Regions from separate parts of the Homo sapiens genome. Here region 2 is linked to region 1. Evidence: read pairs that join two places in POLR2A ChIA-PET (ENCODE). Cell type or tissue: MCF 10A. All regions are shown on one strand. Links, peaks and the distances in the headings refer to the core of each region. The heading gives the core; the rest is flanking DNA.

What was found. Peaks named below come from ENCODE experiments on the same cell type or tissue, not always from the same donor. Only the 100,000 strongest peaks of a DNase experiment are listed, where the experiment ranks them.
Region 2: POLR2A ChIA-PET joins it to region 1 with 5 read pairs; 1 of 35 experiments calls an interaction of 5 or more read pairs at or near these places.

The regions. Positions count from the first base shown.
Region 1 is chr7:96,505,273-96,510,660 of GRCh38, forward strand. LOC105375411 (a long non-coding RNA gene) reads left to right here. Exons shown (of 4, transcript XR_927780.2): 4 at 3,916-3,946. LOC105375412 (a long non-coding RNA gene) reads left to right here and starts at 3,959. Exons shown (of 3, transcript XR_927781.3): 1 at 3,959-4,067. It also overlaps a transcript of SEM1 not described here. In MCF 10A, for the core only: no CTCF peak of the experiment used is centred there; a DNase peak (open chromatin) is centred at 3,249.
Region 2 is chr7:96,325,057-96,330,444 of GRCh38, forward strand. No RefSeq gene overlaps it. Among named protein-coding and RNA genes, the nearest start is that of SLC25A13, 5.7 kb to the left of the region's middle. RefSeq lists a silencer at 2,461-2,755. In MCF 10A, for the core only: no CTCF peak of the experiment used is centred there; DNase peaks (open chromatin) are centred at 2,535 and 3,125.

The DNA of each region.
Region 1 (5,388 bases), core at 230-5,229:
TTTGTATTTTTATTAGAGACAGGGTTTCACCATGTTGGCCAGGCTAATCTTGAATTCCTGACCTCAGGTGATCCACCCACCTCAGCCTCCCAGAGTTTTGGGACTACAGGTGTGAGCCACTGTGCCTGGCCTTATAAGGAGTTATCTCTAATTGTGAGATGTTAGCAGCTATTGTTAATCCATTAGTTCATGAAAGGTTGCAAAATAGTACTATTATAATTCTATCATCTCTTCTTTATTTATTAGCTATAACACTTACTCAAAGAGCTATTTTCTTGCATTTCCTATTTTGTTGCTATTTTAGTCTGTTTTGGCTGCTATAACAAAATACCATATACTGGGTGGATTATAAACAACAGAAATTGATTTCTCACATTTCTGGTGGCTGGGAAGTCCAAGACGAGAGTATCAGAAAATTCAATGTTTGGCGAGGGTCCACATAGTAGAAAAGGAGAGGAGTCTTTCTGTGGTCTCTTATAAGGGCACTAATCCAAACTCTTGAGGGTGGAGGCTTCTTAACCTAACCACCTCGCAAAACCCTCACCTCTTAACACCATCACCTTGGGAATTAGGATTTCAACCTGTGAATTCTAGGGGGACACAAACATTGAGACCATAGCAGTTACCCATTGGCATATAATATATAGGGAACCTGGGATAAATACTTGATTCTTTCTGTTTGTTTACCTATTTTCAAAATTATGAGTTGTCAATGTCTTGCATTCTCCAAAGGTGACCATGGATTTAAATGTATTTGATCAGTTTTAATCCATTGCAGTTTTTATCTGAATTGACGCACTACTTAATCTATTTCTGGTCAGTTGGAGCCTCTTTATTTTGGTTCCTGAGTCCTTTTGAAATGACCATAGAAGTCTTTTGATAGTTTACTTGATATCTGTAGGACAAGATGTTCCCAGATCATCTTGTATATTTCTTGTCACAGAATCAGCCACTTCTCCGAAGACCTCTGGTTCTTTTCAGAGGGAAATTTTATATGGACACATTAATCTTACTTCTGGATGTGTTCATTGATTGAGCCAAGTCTGGATATGGGCTTTTAACATTCTAATAAATTAATTGGTAAGAATATGTTTGGAGTACTGTTTAAATGATAAGACACACCTATCTTTTCTGTGATGTAATTAAAATATTATGGCCTTTTCTTGGTTATTATATATGTCAAATTTTATATGATCATTATATTCTAGACTTACTGTTAGAAAACTTCAAAATGTCACCTAAGGAAACTCCAAAATTTAAATGTCAGAGGATGGTCCAGTCCTATAAGTTATTACAAATGCTATTATCAGGTTATGGATCCCACTTATTAAATTTATTTAATATACTTACAACATCTAGTGATGCTGTTGAGAACTGCATCTTCAACAATTCCACAAGGTCAAACAGAGCCTACCCATTTTGGGATCTGCAATTAGATAGAAGCAATGACAAGGGAATTAGGAACTTGCACATATAATTGCAAGTATTGAGAAGTGGTACAAATATGTGATAAAAATTCAAGAACAATGTTGAGTACAAAGGTCACATTTAAGAAAGATATATATGGAATAAATCAATACTTATAAATTTTAAAATACTCAACAGTATTGTATATTAGTTCAGGATGCACACAGATGCAATTAAAACTTAGAATATGAACAGGAAAGATGCACAACTTTGGACTGCTGGTTACCTCTTAGGAAAGAGATAGGAAGAGAAAGAAATGAGATCAGGGAATGGTGCCAAAAGGACTTAATTACACCTGTAATACTTTATCTCTTTATTAAAAAAAATTAGAGGAAAAGACAACAGAAAAAGTATGAAAGCCTCTGAATATATGAAATACAGGAAGCAGTTTGACTTATTAACCTATGTGGTATGTGGCAAAGCAGTAATATTAAGCTTTCAGCCACCTGCCTGCTCCATTTTTTAAGGTAAAGAATATATATAATGTTTTCAAATGTGTGTGTATGTATATATCCATATAGTTGAGAATTACTAAACTGCCTGAGTTTTGCGGCAGTATTCAGGTCAAGGAAACATGGGTCTTTATTTTTGCCAATAATATTTTATTGCTGTAAAAATTACTAAATGCTAACTCTATCCTGAATCACTCAGCATATAACTACTGCAACACAAAAGGAACGAAAAGCACAACCCCAAACAGCACATTCTGGCCAACATAACCAGTCTCCAACCTTCTCCTTTCAGCCTCTTTGCCTACATGACCTAGGAAAAAATTAAGATTTACCCAGGCAAGATGACCATTCTTAGTCCCTTTCAGCCCAGTGCTGGACCTCTTCAGTGATGCTCTTTCTAAGGGGGAAGAATGCTGTGGATGATGGCTACTATCCCTAGTCTTCTGGCACTTTTAATTGTGGATTTACCTTCTTCATTCCCTATTATCCTCTTCCTCCTGGTGAGGTTAGATGAGGCAGAAGAGTGTCCCCATGGATGTGAAATCAACCTGGGCATCTCTTTGATGAAAGTGGGGATGACAGCAACCCAGAAATGCAAAGATCTCTGATTCTCAAGGAAATCACAAGTTTCCTTGAGAGGGCGTCTCAGAATTGTCAACAGAAAATTCTGCTGACTACCTACTTGATAGGATGGGATGCATTGAGAGCAGTTTTCAGTTCACCCAGAATCCAATCCCACAGATCCCTGGGACTCTTCCAGTTTTCCATTCTGTTTCCTAGTTTGCTTTTTGTGTTCTCTATCACCCTTCGCATATTTCTCCCCTTGCCTTAGTGTATTTTAGAGGAATATATTATATTGGGAATATCTTATATGAAACTCAAGCTGGTGTAGGTATGAAAAAGAGGGTAGTGTAGAAATGGGGTGAGTCTCTACAATCAGAAAATCAATGAAATAAAAGCAGATAGGAAAAAGAACAAGATTAGGAACAAGAGAATGAGAGCTGCTTAGAAATGGAAGAGTGGAGATTCAGGGGGAATCAATATTCTCTGTAAGTTTTTGAAAAATAATAAAATGTATTTATGTATTGCTCATATGATACAAATTTAGTACAATTTATTAAGAAATAGGGAAGATGAGGAAAGATAAGAGAAATAGAGGGAAAGAAGAGAAGCAATGATATCATAACAATGTAATAAAACACTTCTGGTGGCAGGGCAGGGCAGGAAGCAGTTTGGGGTCAACGAGAACAGTGCAATTACAAAATACTCCACTCATGTATACATGGCCTAAGTGATGAAGCCAAGAATAAAACCCAGATTTCCCAATTCCTGGCCCTGGGCCTTATGTATTAAATCATGTTGCCTCTGCTGTCAGATAATCATCTTGCATCTGGAACATAAATACAGCCAATTCAAATATGCATCTTGATCTTATCATGTGGTTAGCAATCCACACTGTTATTACTGTCAATAGGACTGCATCCCATTAATACCATGTTCACTTTTTGGCTACAGAGCTAGTGGCATAAGGTGGATAAATACAATATAGAATGTGGTCAAAGAAAATCACCCTCATTCCAAATACTACAAGATATAAGAGGAAGCTCCCAGGTAGAGCTACTGTGGAGAATCTTCAGGAAGCCACATGGAAAATCTGGGAAAATTTATTTTAAATAAAGATGTATTCTGTAATACGTCTTTACTTGATAACTCTAAATCAGGTGGGATTTGAAAAAGTGTAGTGATTTGATTATGAATCTATTTTTAAATTAAATGACAATTTTTACTACAAGAAACACAACTTTTTTTTTTTTTTTGACAGTCTTGTTCTGTCACCCAGGCTGGAGTGCAGTGGCACAATCTCAGCTCACTGCAACTTCCATCTCCCAGGTTCAAGTGATTCTCGTGCCTCAGCCTCCCAAGTAGCTGGGATTACAGGCATGCACCACCACGTCCAGCTAATTTTTTTTTTTTTTTTTTTTTTGGTATTTTTCAGTAGAGACAGGGTTTCTCCAGGTTCACCAGGCTGATCTTAAACTCCTGGCCTCAAGTGATCCACCTGCCTTGGCCTCTCAAAGTGCTGGGATTACAGGAGTGAGCCACCCCTCCCAATCAAGAGACGCAATCTTTATTATCATCTGTGCTCAGGTAAAATTGCCAAGATCCCCATTTACATCGCTTAGATTTTATTTTCACATTAATAAGCATTAGTTGTTACAAAGACTGAAGGACTGATTATCAGAATTAGTTATTTGATGTATGATGAGTTATCAGCATCAATGTGGATTTTGACACTGAATCAATGGAAGAACAAACTCTACAGCTTGTGCTTCTCCAAATGCATTGACCTCATGTTCAAAATGCTAGATTGTCTCAACAACCTAAACTACAATTTGGACATCCATGTTCATAGCAGCATTATTCACAGTAGCCAAAAGGTAGAAGCAACCCAAGTATCCAAGAATGGATAAGTGGATAAACAAAATCTGACATATACATACAATGGAATATTATTCAGCCTTAAAACGGAAGAAAATTTTGGGGCATGCTACAACATGGATGGACCTTGACAACGTTATGCTAGGTGAAATAAGTCATACGCAAAAGGACAAATATTGTATGATTCCATTTAAATGAGGTATCTAGAATCCAAGGCAAATTCATAGAGACAGAAAGTAGGATGGTGGTAGCCAGGGATTGAGGGAGGGGAGGAACAAGAAATTCATGTTTAATAAGTACATACTTTCAGCTGGAATAGATGAAAATGTTCTGGGGACGGATGGTGGTGATGGTTTCACAAAAATGTGATATACTTAATACTGCTGAACTATATATTTTAAAAATGGTTAAAGTGATACATTTTTTCTTACATATAAATTACCATAATAAAAATCACCAAACTACATTTTATCAATCACTTTAAATTCAAATCTATTGTATACGCCCTTGGGTTTCCACAGGAAATCTGATTTAGTTATTTCTGATATTGATATTCACATTACAATAGTTTCTTGATAGGTGCACCACCTTTGAAGTACAGTCATGTATCACTTAACAATGGGGATATGTTCTGAGAAATGCAATGTGTGTGATTTTGTCGTTGTGCAAACATCATAGTGTACTTACACAAACCTAGATGGAATAACCTACTACACATCTAGGCTATATGATTAACTTATTGCTCTTAGGCTACAAACCTGTACAGCATGTTACTATACCAAACACTATAGGCAATTGTAACACAGTGGTTATATATTTGTGTATCTAAACATATCTAAATATAGAAAAGGTACAGTCAAAAGACAGTATTATAATCTTATGGGACCACTATCATATATGTGGTTCATCACTGACCAAAGCATGGTTATGTAACACATGACTGTACTTGCTTAAGCAAAGGAAACCAAACCTAATCTATCTCAAAAGAGAAGCTGTATGTTGGATCACAGTTGGTACAATCTGGTATAAT
Region 2 (5,388 bases), core at 301-5,300, 180 kb before region 1:
CTTGACATTTTTGAAAATTCAGAAAATCATAGTAATGGCCAAAAAATCACTGATAATCCTATCAATAGAGTTAGCCATTGTTAACATTCTACTGTATTTTTTCATGTCTTGCTGTGCTTATGTGTGTGTATCAAGACATATTTATTTTACTTTATTTTTTGTTTTTGTATTTCTTGAGACAGGGTCTCACCCTGTTGCCCAGGCTGGAGTGCAGTGGTGTGATCTCAGCTCATTGCAACCTCCTCCTCTTGGGCTCAAAGGATCCTCTCACCTCAGCCTCCCAAGTAGTTGGAACCACAGGCATGCACTGCCATACCCATCTAAATTTATATTTTTTGGTAGAGATGGGGTTTTGCCATGTTGCCCAGGCTGGTCTCAGACTCCTGGGCTCAAGCAATCCTCCTGCCTCAGCTTCCTAAAGTGCTGGGGCTACAGGCATGAGTCATTGCGCCTGGCCTATTTTGTTTATGTATTTATTTTTAAGACTGTTGCCCAGGTTGGAGTGCAGTAGCGTGATCTCAGCTCACTGCAGCCTTGATCTCTGGGGCTCAATTGATCCTCCCATTTCAGCCTCCCAAGTCGCTGGGACCACAGGCACACACCACCATGCCCAGCTAATTTTTGTATATTTTGGTAGAGATGGGGTTTTACCAGGTTGCCCAGCCTGGTCTTGAACTACTGGACTCAAGTGATCCACTCACCTTGGCCTCCCAAAGTGCCGAAATTATAGGCATGAACCACCCACCTGACCATATTTTTGCATTTAAAACGATGAATTATACTCTGTGTTAGTTTCCTGTGGCTGCCATAACAAATTACCACAAACTTGGTAGCTTAAAACAATAGAAATTTGTTCTCTTACCATTATGAAGGCCAGATGTCCGAAGTGAGTCTTGTGGGGCTAAAATCAAAGTGTCAGCAGGACTGTTCTCTCTCAGAGGCTTTACAGGAGAATGATGTTTCTTTGTCTTGTCTAAGGGCTCATGGCACCCTTCTTCACCTTCAGAGCCAATGGGCATAGCACCATATATCTGACTCTGCTTTTATCACATGACCTGTCTGTCTGTAACCTTCCTCTACCTCCTTTTTATAAGGACATGTGTGATTGCATTTAGAGCCCACCTAGATAATCCAAAGTACTCTCTCCATCTCCAGATACTTAATTTGATCACATCTGCCAAGTCTGTACTGCATAAAGTACCATTCAAAATCTCTAGGGATTAGGATCAGGACATGGACATATTTAGGGGGCCTATCATTCAGTTTACCAAACCTACCACACTATGGATACATATTGTAAAAGTATATTTCAATTTACATTTGGAGTCATACTTACTTGATTAAGCTCCCCTCCTCATTCTAGAATTCCTCAAAATATGAAATTTTAAAAATATTAAACTGTCATGAACCTAGAAATAAAGAAGTCAAAGATGCTCCCTGGGCTCCATTTCATCTGTAAATAACAGCATGATGTGAAACATCATCTAAGAAGATAAAGTGTGAACTGGCTAGGTATCTTTCATTTTTTCTTATCATTACAGGCTTACATGCCCTCCTGATATTTGTCCCTCTTCACTATTCCCAGATTACCCTCTTTCCTACCATTAACAGTAGCTGGCACTGAATTTTGACTGAAAAGGCCCTGTTATGGATTAAATTGTGTCATCCAAAAGTCTTAACTCCCCAGTACCTACGTATTAGTTTGTTCTCATGCTACTAATAAAGACATACCCAAGACTGGGTAATTTATAAAGGAAAGAGGTTTCATTGACTCACAGTTCAGCATGGCTGGAGAGGCCTTAGGAAACTTACAATCATGACAGAAGGGGAAGCAAACATGTCCTTCACGTGGCAGCAGAAAGGAGAAGTGCTGAGCAAAGGGGAAAAGCCCCTTATGAAACCATAAGATCTCATGAGAACTTACTCATTATCACTCATTATCATGAGAACAGCAGCCTGGGGGTAACCTCCCTCATGATTCGGTTACCTCCCACCAGGTCCCTACCACAACATGTGGGGATTATGGGAACTACAATTCACAATGAGATTTGGGTGGGGACATAGCCAAACAATACCAGCCTCCAATTGTGACCTTATTTGGAAATTAAAGTTGTAATTAGTTGATTTCATACAGAGTAGGGTGGGTCCTTAATCCAATATAAACTGGTGTTTTTGTAAGAAGACACAGAGATACTCTGGGAGAGTCCCATGTGTTAACAAAGGCAGAGATTAGAGGGATGCAGCTGCAAGCCAAGGAATGCCAGGAATCAACAACCCCCCCAGAAGTTAGCAGGAGGCAAGAAGGGATGCTACCCAGAGTCTCAGAGGGATCATGGCCCTGCTGACAACTCAGTTTGTGACTTCTATCCTCCAAAACTGTTAGAGAATAAATTTCTGTTGTGTGAGGGCACCCAGTTTGTGGTACTCTGTTAAAACTGCCCTGGGAAACCAGTACAGGCCCCAAAGCCACCTGTGTTTTATAGCACCATATGCCAACCTTGTCAGCTGGGAAAGCAGCCAACTCAAATCACGGGGAATGCTATATGCAAACAAGGCACACAGCTTAAGCATGAGCCCAAGCCATGGGAGTTCAGAAGAATGACTAACATGGCCTGCTCTGAGCTTTCACCTTTTCCAGAATACCTGCGCCTTGTAGATGCCCTTTGACCCTACTTTTAAGCTATCTTATTCTCTTCAACTTCATTTAAAACAAACAAGAAAACAAAGGCACCATTACTACTACCAGCGTGCTCCCCAGATTAGATTGCTGGAAAGGATATCCAGCAACAATGCTTGCCAAGCACATCGTTGACTGGAAATTTTAGACAACTAACTACGGATTGCAATAATGATTCCTTGTGTAGATTGCAGTTTGCAAAGGTAATGCCAGGGCTGGTAAAGGACATAGTGTGACAGAGCTAAAGAAGCACCATGTGAATAAGAAGCTCCCAAATTCTGACCTTACAATTGAGACTCTGCAACTGAAGGACACAGAGAGGCTGTCTGTTGCATTCATTTGGGTCTGGAATCCTGCCGAGTATCAGATCACACATGACAAGACTTCCCTAAGAATGGAGTAAAGGTAGATCAGAAATGAATATGACCTAGCTTCTTAGTAGATCCAAAGGAGAGAGCTGTGCCAACATTTTAGAGTTAAGAGGGAAGGAAGGGGAGGTAGGAAGTGAGTCAGGATGAGGAAACATAAGACACCTTGGGAAAGTGTAACTGAAAACAAATCTCCAAAGCTTTGAGATAAAATGCTCTGAGAGCAAATGCTTAAAACAGCTAGTTCCTGAGAGCAGAGCAGGGCTGTGTTGCTTTCTGGAGGCTCAAGGACAGAATCCCTTTCCCTCCCCTTTTCAGTTTCCAGAGTCTGTCTACATTCCTTAGTTCTTCACCCACTTTCTCCATCTTCAAAGCCAGCAGCAGAGTCTAGTTCTCATATCACATCACTCTCATCTCATTTTTTGCCTCCCTCTTCCACATCTAAGGATCCACGTGATTGCATTGGGCTCACCCTGATAATCCAGGATAGCCTCTCAATGTTAGGGTCAGTTGATTTGTGTATTAGTTTGCTAGAGCTGCCAAAATAAAATACCAGAGACCAGATGGCTTACACAACAAAAATTCACTGTCTCACATTTCTGGATGCTAGAGTCTGAGGTCAAGTGTCAGCAGGGTTGCTTCCCCCTGAGGCCTCTCTTCTGGGCTTGCAGATGGCCATCTTCTCCCTGTGTCTTCTCTCTGTGCATATCTGTGTCCTAGTCTTTGCATATAAGGACACCAGTCATATTGGATTAGGACCCATCTTAATGACCTCATTTTAACTTAATTACCTCTGTGAAAACTCTATCTCCAAATACAGTTACCTTTCAAAGTACTGAGGGGTTAGAACTTCAACATAGGAATTTTAGGAGGACAAAATTCAACCCATAACAATTAGCAACTTTAAATATATCTGCTATCTTAATTCTCTTTTGCCATGTAATATATTCATAGGTTCCAGAGATTGGGACGTGGACATATTTGGGAAGCTATTATTTTGCCTAACACACCTTGTCCTGAAAATGTTGCCAATGTCCATAGCAAACCTTAGAGAAGTATTAGTTCTTTGAGTAGAATATTTGGTTTAACCACAGTCCTATATGAGCTCAGTAAAGTAAAACTGACTCCTCAGGGGAATTACATCAAAAGTCTTTAAAGAGGTCAAACCCACTTTCTTTGGCCCAGAACCAGAATCCCCCTTGGTCTTGCATCAAGCCCAAGTCTGTGTTTACGAATCTGGCTAAGGTCCCTGGGCCCAGCAATACCACTCAAGGCAGTAACAAATCAAATTTAGGCCACCCTGGTTTCTCAGTGCACTCAGAGGCATATATCAGAAGTGGCAGGTGCTTCAGCAGCCCATCATGTGACCAAGAAGAAGGAGCAGCAGCCAGGGATGTACACAGTGGGCTCTTGGACCCTGGCCATCTCACAGCAAGGGACATTTCTTTTAAGTATAGCAGTTCCTTTTGTAAGAATTGCTGAAATTTTATCACAAGTCCTACAAAATTTTTAAGAAATTAAGTGTTAAGTAAAATAATCTTACCAAAACGGGTTTAAGGAAGGAGACCTGTGTTTTCATAAAAAACATTGTATTCAAATATTATTTCTATCTTTCGTATTCTCCTTTACACTTAATCATGATGTGAAAAGAAAGAGAAAGGGAGAGAGACAGATAAAAAGAGAGAGAGAGAGACTGGCTCTTATTATTTCCCCATCAATCTCTGTCTAAATAACCTAAGCTAGCATGGTGAATTAGAAATCAGACAGATTTTTATTTGAGGCCCACCTCTGCTATTTATGGCTATGCAACCTTTGGTCAGTTATTAACTTCTCTGAGCCTCAGTCTTCTGATTTGTTAAACAGAGATTTTAAAAAATCCATTTTGCAAAGTTGCTGTGATATTAAATGTACATAAATCATCTGATACATAGGAATCTATTAGAAATACCACTAATAATACTAGAATGAGAAGGTCAGAACTACTGTTCCTTAAGATGCCTTCCAGCTAACCTTCTAGTATTCTGCTACACAGATGAAGACCATTTACACCTAGGCTTGCTTTCCCAAGATCTTTCTAAAGCAGAAAGGGGAGGAGGGCAGAGAAAGGGAGGGAGATAGATCCATTTTAGAAGTGGAAAAATCTACTTTTGAAGCTGGAAATTTAAACTCGGATAAAGTAGAGAGCATGAAAGCACTTGAGTATTTAAGAACAAACTATTAGTGCTAGCTGTAGCTTTCCAATCTGAAGATACTGGGCCAAATTATTCATGTCTGAACTTGTTTGTCAGTTGGATACAATCACAACTGCAGCCTCAGGGTTGCTAGCCTTTGCAGCACATTCTT